Regions from separate parts of the Homo sapiens genome. Here region 2 is linked to region 1. Evidence: chromatin loops called from intact Hi-C (ENCODE). Cell type or tissue: A673. All regions are shown on one strand. Each heading gives the region's core, and the rest is flanking DNA. Links, peaks and the distances in the headings are about the cores only. Region 1 overlaps FSTL4 (follistatin like 4). Region 2 overlaps LOC105379182 (a long non-coding RNA gene).

Region 1 (2,804 bases), core at 157-2,656:
GAAAATCAAGGAGGGAGGTGTCCCTGGAGATGTAGAAATGGAAGATTTTAAAGTCATGGGACTAGAAGACATCACCTAGGGAATGAGAGTAAATAGAAAACAGTGTCATCCTACACAAATTACTCTTAGACAATTATCGAGCATGGTAATTTGTGAAATTTAACAATTCTATCTCTACATTAGGAAAGGTGTGTTTGACTTGAAAATATGTGTTTAATTGGGTCATTCAGACCACTTCAAAACTCTTGCCACGTTTATTTCATTTTTCCTTTATGGCTGCAAGTTGTAATGTCTTAGAAACAACACCCAAGCCCCTCTGGGCTGAAGTGATTGTTCTGATGAATGAGGCTTTCTGTCTTCTGAGAGAATGAGGCTAAATGAACAAGAAACAGGTCAGTGCTGTGCAGGCTCTGAACGGCCGAGCTCTAGTTTTGAAGTTTCATTTGTACAGTTGCTGCCTGGGGGAAATGGAAAGAAAAAGAAAAGATCCCCTGGTATTTCTGTCACAACAGGTTGGAGCTGGCCCGCTGGCTTTGTTCTTGGACTGCACGAATGAATGGGCGGCTTGTTTCCTGGCCCCTTTTGACTGCTCTGCACTGCTCACCTGGATGAGGCGCAGTCCTGAACTGGGGTCTTGGGACATTTCCAGCATTCGTTGACATCAGCAGAAACTTCAGTCCTAAATGCATCCAGGCGGTACCTCGTGCTGTCCTGTCTGCCAGCTAGGAGCTGGAGAAGGCCCATCCTCCCTCTGCCTTGCTCTCTTGGGTCCTTCCTGCCCTCCTTCCAAGAGCCTTTCACAGCACTCTCTGTGGAAGAGGCCCTCAGCCTCCCTCCTGGAACCTCAGCGGGCAGGGCTGCCCAATTCTGCTGCTATGTGAGGAGTTAGCCCCTGCTACAGGAGCGACAGAGTGCATGGGGTGACAGTAGTAAAGGCACAAAGGTGGCTGTGGTCATCGAGGGGTGGTGGGGATGATGGCGGTGAGGCGGTGGTGATGGCTAACGGTGGTGGAGGCAATGGTAGTGGTGACGGCAGGGATGGTGGTGGTTGATGGCAGTAAGGATGGCGATCGGGGTGGTGACGATAGACGTAGTTAGAAACAGCTCATTTTCTTCCCCTCTGAGAATGAGTACAGACAAATGACTCATGACTGAGGCCACGGGACTGCTCTCTGCACAGAGCAGGAAGAAGACATACATAACTGAGTATAACTTTGTCACAACGGAGTACTCGGTGGTGCACAAGACTGGGTGTGCACGTGCCAGGACAAGTCCCTCGGTGCACACAGCGCACGTGAGCTGGAGCCCAGCATGGAGCTGAGGAACAGCGCTGGGGTCCCGGCGGTTCACCAGCTTACCACCAGGTGTCGCTGTGTGCACGAGGGCAAAGGGCACCCGCAGACCAGCAGGGCCGAGCCGGGCTCTGCAGAATCGGACTGGGCTCCCTGTGGGGAGACCACATTCTGTCTGACGCCAGCAGAAGAAGTGCCTGTCCCCAAGATTTCAGGGGACACCTCAGACCCGAGTCATGCAGCAGCTCCGAGGCAGGTGGTGCCCCTGAACTTTCTAGCCGTTCAAAGTCAGTGCACATCCAAGCGTTTGCTGAGTGATTCTGCTGCGCGGGTAACCACCCAGACCCGTGAACAGTGCAGGAGGCCAGTTCGGAAGTTATCATGAGATGATCACCCAGTGTGATGGAAGCATCTCCTGGGACCGGCTGACAATTTGGGAAGTTTACAGAGCACTTGAGAGAGACACAACCCGAGGGGACTGTTTTGGAGATGGGAGATAAAAGGAGATGATATTTGTATTCAATACCTTAGAGACAGGAAATGACATGTTTTGTGAGCTTTGCATTTCCGAGCAGTCTCTCAGATGATGGTCTTTAGAATGTCCAGGGGCACCTGGGTTCTCTACGACTTCCCTGGTTGTGCTGTCCCACGGCGTCTCCAGGTTGGTGACACTCAAGCACTACAGGAATACGTGATGGTGTCCTCTGAGAGGCACTATGGCACATCTCAGGCCAAGGGAAGGCTGGTCTGGACAGGGAAGCTGGCAGTGACCATGTGGTCACTAGGCAGCATTCCCATAGCTGGGCTCACTTCTAAATACCACGTAAAGGAGAGAGTACTGGCTTTGGAGTCTAACGATCTTGAGATCTTGAGTCTAATTCTCCCATCTGGAAAATGGGAGAATAAGCCTTTCCCTGAAGCCCATAGAGAGAAGCACATGCCATAGTGAAATGTAAGGCACTTAGCATGGTTCCTGGTGCACAGTGGGTGCAGAAAATGCTAGGCCTTTCCTCCCTTCCCATCAAATAGATAACCTAATCAAAAGAAAATCTGTAAAAACAAAACAAAAGATATAGCAACATTTCTTATGCGCATCAGACTGGGTCTAACTATTAGACTGTGGATTAATCTATTTCAAGTGAGTATTGATAGAAAAGATCTACGGGCTCACATGTATTGCACATTTATTATGTTCCAGACACCATAAGGACTTGATGTAGATTTTGTTACAGATTTTTGACAACACTTTATTATAAAGTTTTTAGTTTGTAAATCTTTTTAACATTAAGATTTCTTCAAAGTGACCTAAAAAAAAAGGTACCTTAGCTAAGTCCGAGGTTTGTCTTAAGAGCTGCTCTCAAGCTGTTTGAATGGCCTGTCCCAGCCTGGTCTTGTCTCCCAGCAGGAGACCCAGAGCAAGTCAGCTAGAGGCTGGCAGAGATAATGCCATCCCCAGGTGGCAAAGCTGTTAACCGCGCATCGCCAAACCCTCCAGGCCTGAGGTTTAACAAT
Region 2 (2,804 bases), core at 56-2,555, 520 kb after region 1:
TCATCCAGAGCAGAGAGCCAGCCACTACCTTACCTACTCAGGAGGCTCTGCAGAGGGCCAGGGCAGTCGGAGCCCTGTCCCACCAACAGTCTTGCTGTGGGACAACCATGTCCCACCAGCAGTCTTGCTCCCTTCTCCTTCGGCATTATACCCAGGGTGTGACTGGCTCCCAGCCTATGGGAAAGATGGAACTTTTTCACGGGTTTCTGGCTGAGAAGCTGCAGACATCCGAGGGACGTGCCTTCTGAGCCAGCTGCCCCAAATGGCCAAGCAGTCTCTCAACAGCAGTGCCCATTAGCTAATGCATATAACACATCTGGGGATGGGTGCACCCCATCTGTACTTCCCACCAAATGGCTCTCAGGTTGAGGAACCGTCTGTGTATCTCTAAGGAGGCATGTTGCCAAGGACCCTACCGTGGTACCAGCATTGTCCACTGAGGCCGAAGCCATTTCTCCAAGTTCATGCCTGCCCTTTGCCCTTGGAGGAGTCAGTGGAGCTGGGGACTGAACAACAAAGGACTTCAGGTTGGGACTAATGGACCTGCAGGTGCCCTGAGATTGGGGGAGTTATGACAATCGTACTTTCTTTTCTTCTTAATTTATTTTTATTTTATTTATTTTTATTTATTTATTTATTTATTTATTTTTTGAGACGGAGTCTTGCACTGTCGCCCAGGCTAGAGTGCAGTGGTATGATCTCAGCTCACTGCAACCTCTGCCTCCCAGGTTCAACCAATTCTCCTGCCTTAGCCTCCCAAGTAGCTGGGATTACAGGCATGCTCCACCACACCTGGCTAATTTTTGTATTTTTAGTAGAGACAGGATTTCACCATGTTGGTCAGGCTGGTCTCGAACTCCTGACCTCAGGTGATCCACCCACCTCAGCCTCCCAAAGTGCTGAGATTACAGGCGTGAGCCACCGCGCCTGGCCGATAATCATGCTTTCTTTTGCCCTCACTGTCGGAGATTTGGACTTACTGCCAGAAGCATCCTTCCAGCATCCAGCAGAAACTCGAAGATGCTTTTTCCTGAGAACCCAGGTAAAGAAGGAGGTCCCCTTTATGGTGTAGTCACACTACCCCCTGCTGGACAGAAGGCAGCATGGCGATGAGGGCCTGCAGTGCCCAGCATCCATGGATATTTGCCAAGTGTCGTGGGCAAGGTATTAGACACACAGTAAGCACTCAGTAACAGTCACTTATTGTTATCGTTTAGTTGCTGTTGTTGTCATAGAGTGAGGACCACCACAGAAGATCAGAGAAAGAAGTTACTGTGAGGCAGAGGGTCGCTATCGCCTTCTGGGCTCTGCCTCTGGCTGTCTATCCCAGGGGAGATGTACGCAGAGCTCTTGAGGGGAAGAAGCTGCTTATGGGCCATCATCACCTACAAGGGCACCTCCCACTTCCACAGACGGGCTCCGATCACCTGGGCCCCAAACGCCCTTGAACTAGCCTCTGTGTTGCCAAGTTCTTTCTGCCCGTGTTCCCTGAGCAGACCCTCTGCAACCTCAGCTGGTCCCCGCACTGCAAACATTTGCTGATCTATTCAGCTCAATTTAAGCTGCAGCAGACCGAAACCTCAAGTGAGCTAACATGACCTTGCTGTTTTCATTTTCATCGAGATAAGAAAATGCCAAGATAAGTAATTGTCAGAGTTAATAATTTAAAAATGCAATAGACCTTGTAATTAAAAATAAGCTGAAGGAGGCCACAAAGTGATTGTAATAATGTTTCAAGGGCCAATCACACAAAACCCTCCTCTGGCTGTGCCAGGAGAGCTGGAAGGAAAGAATCAAACTCTTGGAGGCTCTGAGCAGTTTATGTACCAGGAAAATCCTTTTCTTAAAATCTGGTCCATCAGAAAGCTTTGGATACATTTATCCAATACTGGCCACACCTTCATGAATTTTCCCTACTTATTCATGTATCTTTTCGTTTGTTTGTTTGTTTGAGACAGAGTCACACTCCGTCACCCAGGCTGGAGTGCAGTGGCCCGATCTCTGCTCACTGCAACCTCCGCCTCCCGGGTTAAAGCGATTCTCCAGCCTCAGCTTCCCAAGTAGCTGGGATTATAGGCACCCACCACCGCACCTGACTAATTTTTTGTATTTTTAGTAGAGATGGGGTTTCACCATGTTGGCCAGGCTGGTCTTGAACTCCTGACCTCAGGCGATCCACCCGCCTCAGCTTCTCAAAGTGCTGGGGTAACAGGCGTGAGCCACAGTGCCCGGCTATTCATGTATCTTTTATCAGAAGTAATTATGGACTCCCTTTCTCCCTGGCCTAACTGGAATCTGTGGACTCTGTGGCATGCTATGTTTTCTGGTTGGAATGGGATTACTGAGTCAGGAAGCTATACCCTTCTGGTACATTCCCAAAGAATCTAACACATCACTTTGAAGCCTCAGTCCCCTCCCTCTCTGGTGAGCCTTGGCGTGTTATCAAATGGTTTCCTTGTTTCATGCAGAAGGGCTGATGAGGAAAACACTGTGCCCTTCATTGATTGGCATTCATACTTGCTCTACTGAGAGAGCAAAGAGGCCTTATACCATCACCCAGGAAGGTTGCAGCTCCCATTTCTGATGGCCACTCAGTTGGTAGCAGATCAGGCTTCCCTCTGCCTTCTTAGCTTCCAGGGCAGGATACAGCTTCCCAACTCAGTAATCCCTTTCCAACTGAAAACTTAGAATGCCACAGCATTCACAGATTTCCACTTAGAGAACCTCCTCTACAGTGTATTTTCCAGACCCAATTGTTTTATTTTTAAATCCACAAACTTTTATTATTTCATTGTAACTAATTC

Evidence for each region. A loop is a pair of places that touch in the nucleus more often than their neighbours do. Peaks named below come from ENCODE experiments on the same cell type or tissue, not always from the same donor. Only the 100,000 strongest peaks of a DNase experiment are listed, where the experiment ranks them.
Region 2: a loop joins it to region 1, with 12 times the contacts of the local background. A loop is called at or near these places in 47 of 110 quality-filtered maps.

What each region holds. Positions count from the first base shown.
Region 1 is chr5:133,422,629-133,425,432 of GRCh38, forward strand. The region is part of intron 3 of FSTL4 (follistatin like 4); the gene reads right to left. Among named protein-coding and RNA genes, the nearest start is that of MIR1289-2, 3.7 kb to the right of the region's middle. RefSeq lists enhancers at 1,089-1,138, 1,229-1,523. In A673, for the core only: a CTCF peak has its summit at 1,360 (motif pointing right); a DNase peak (open chromatin) is centred at 1,343.
Region 2 is chr5:133,943,361-133,946,164 of GRCh38, forward strand. The region is part of intron 3 of LOC105379182 (a long non-coding RNA gene); the gene reads right to left. Among named protein-coding and RNA genes, the nearest start is that of C5orf15, 24 kb to the right of the region's middle. In A673, for the core only: a CTCF peak has its summit at 1,116 (motif pointing left); a DNase peak (open chromatin) is centred at 1,081; H3K27ac peaks cover 352 bases.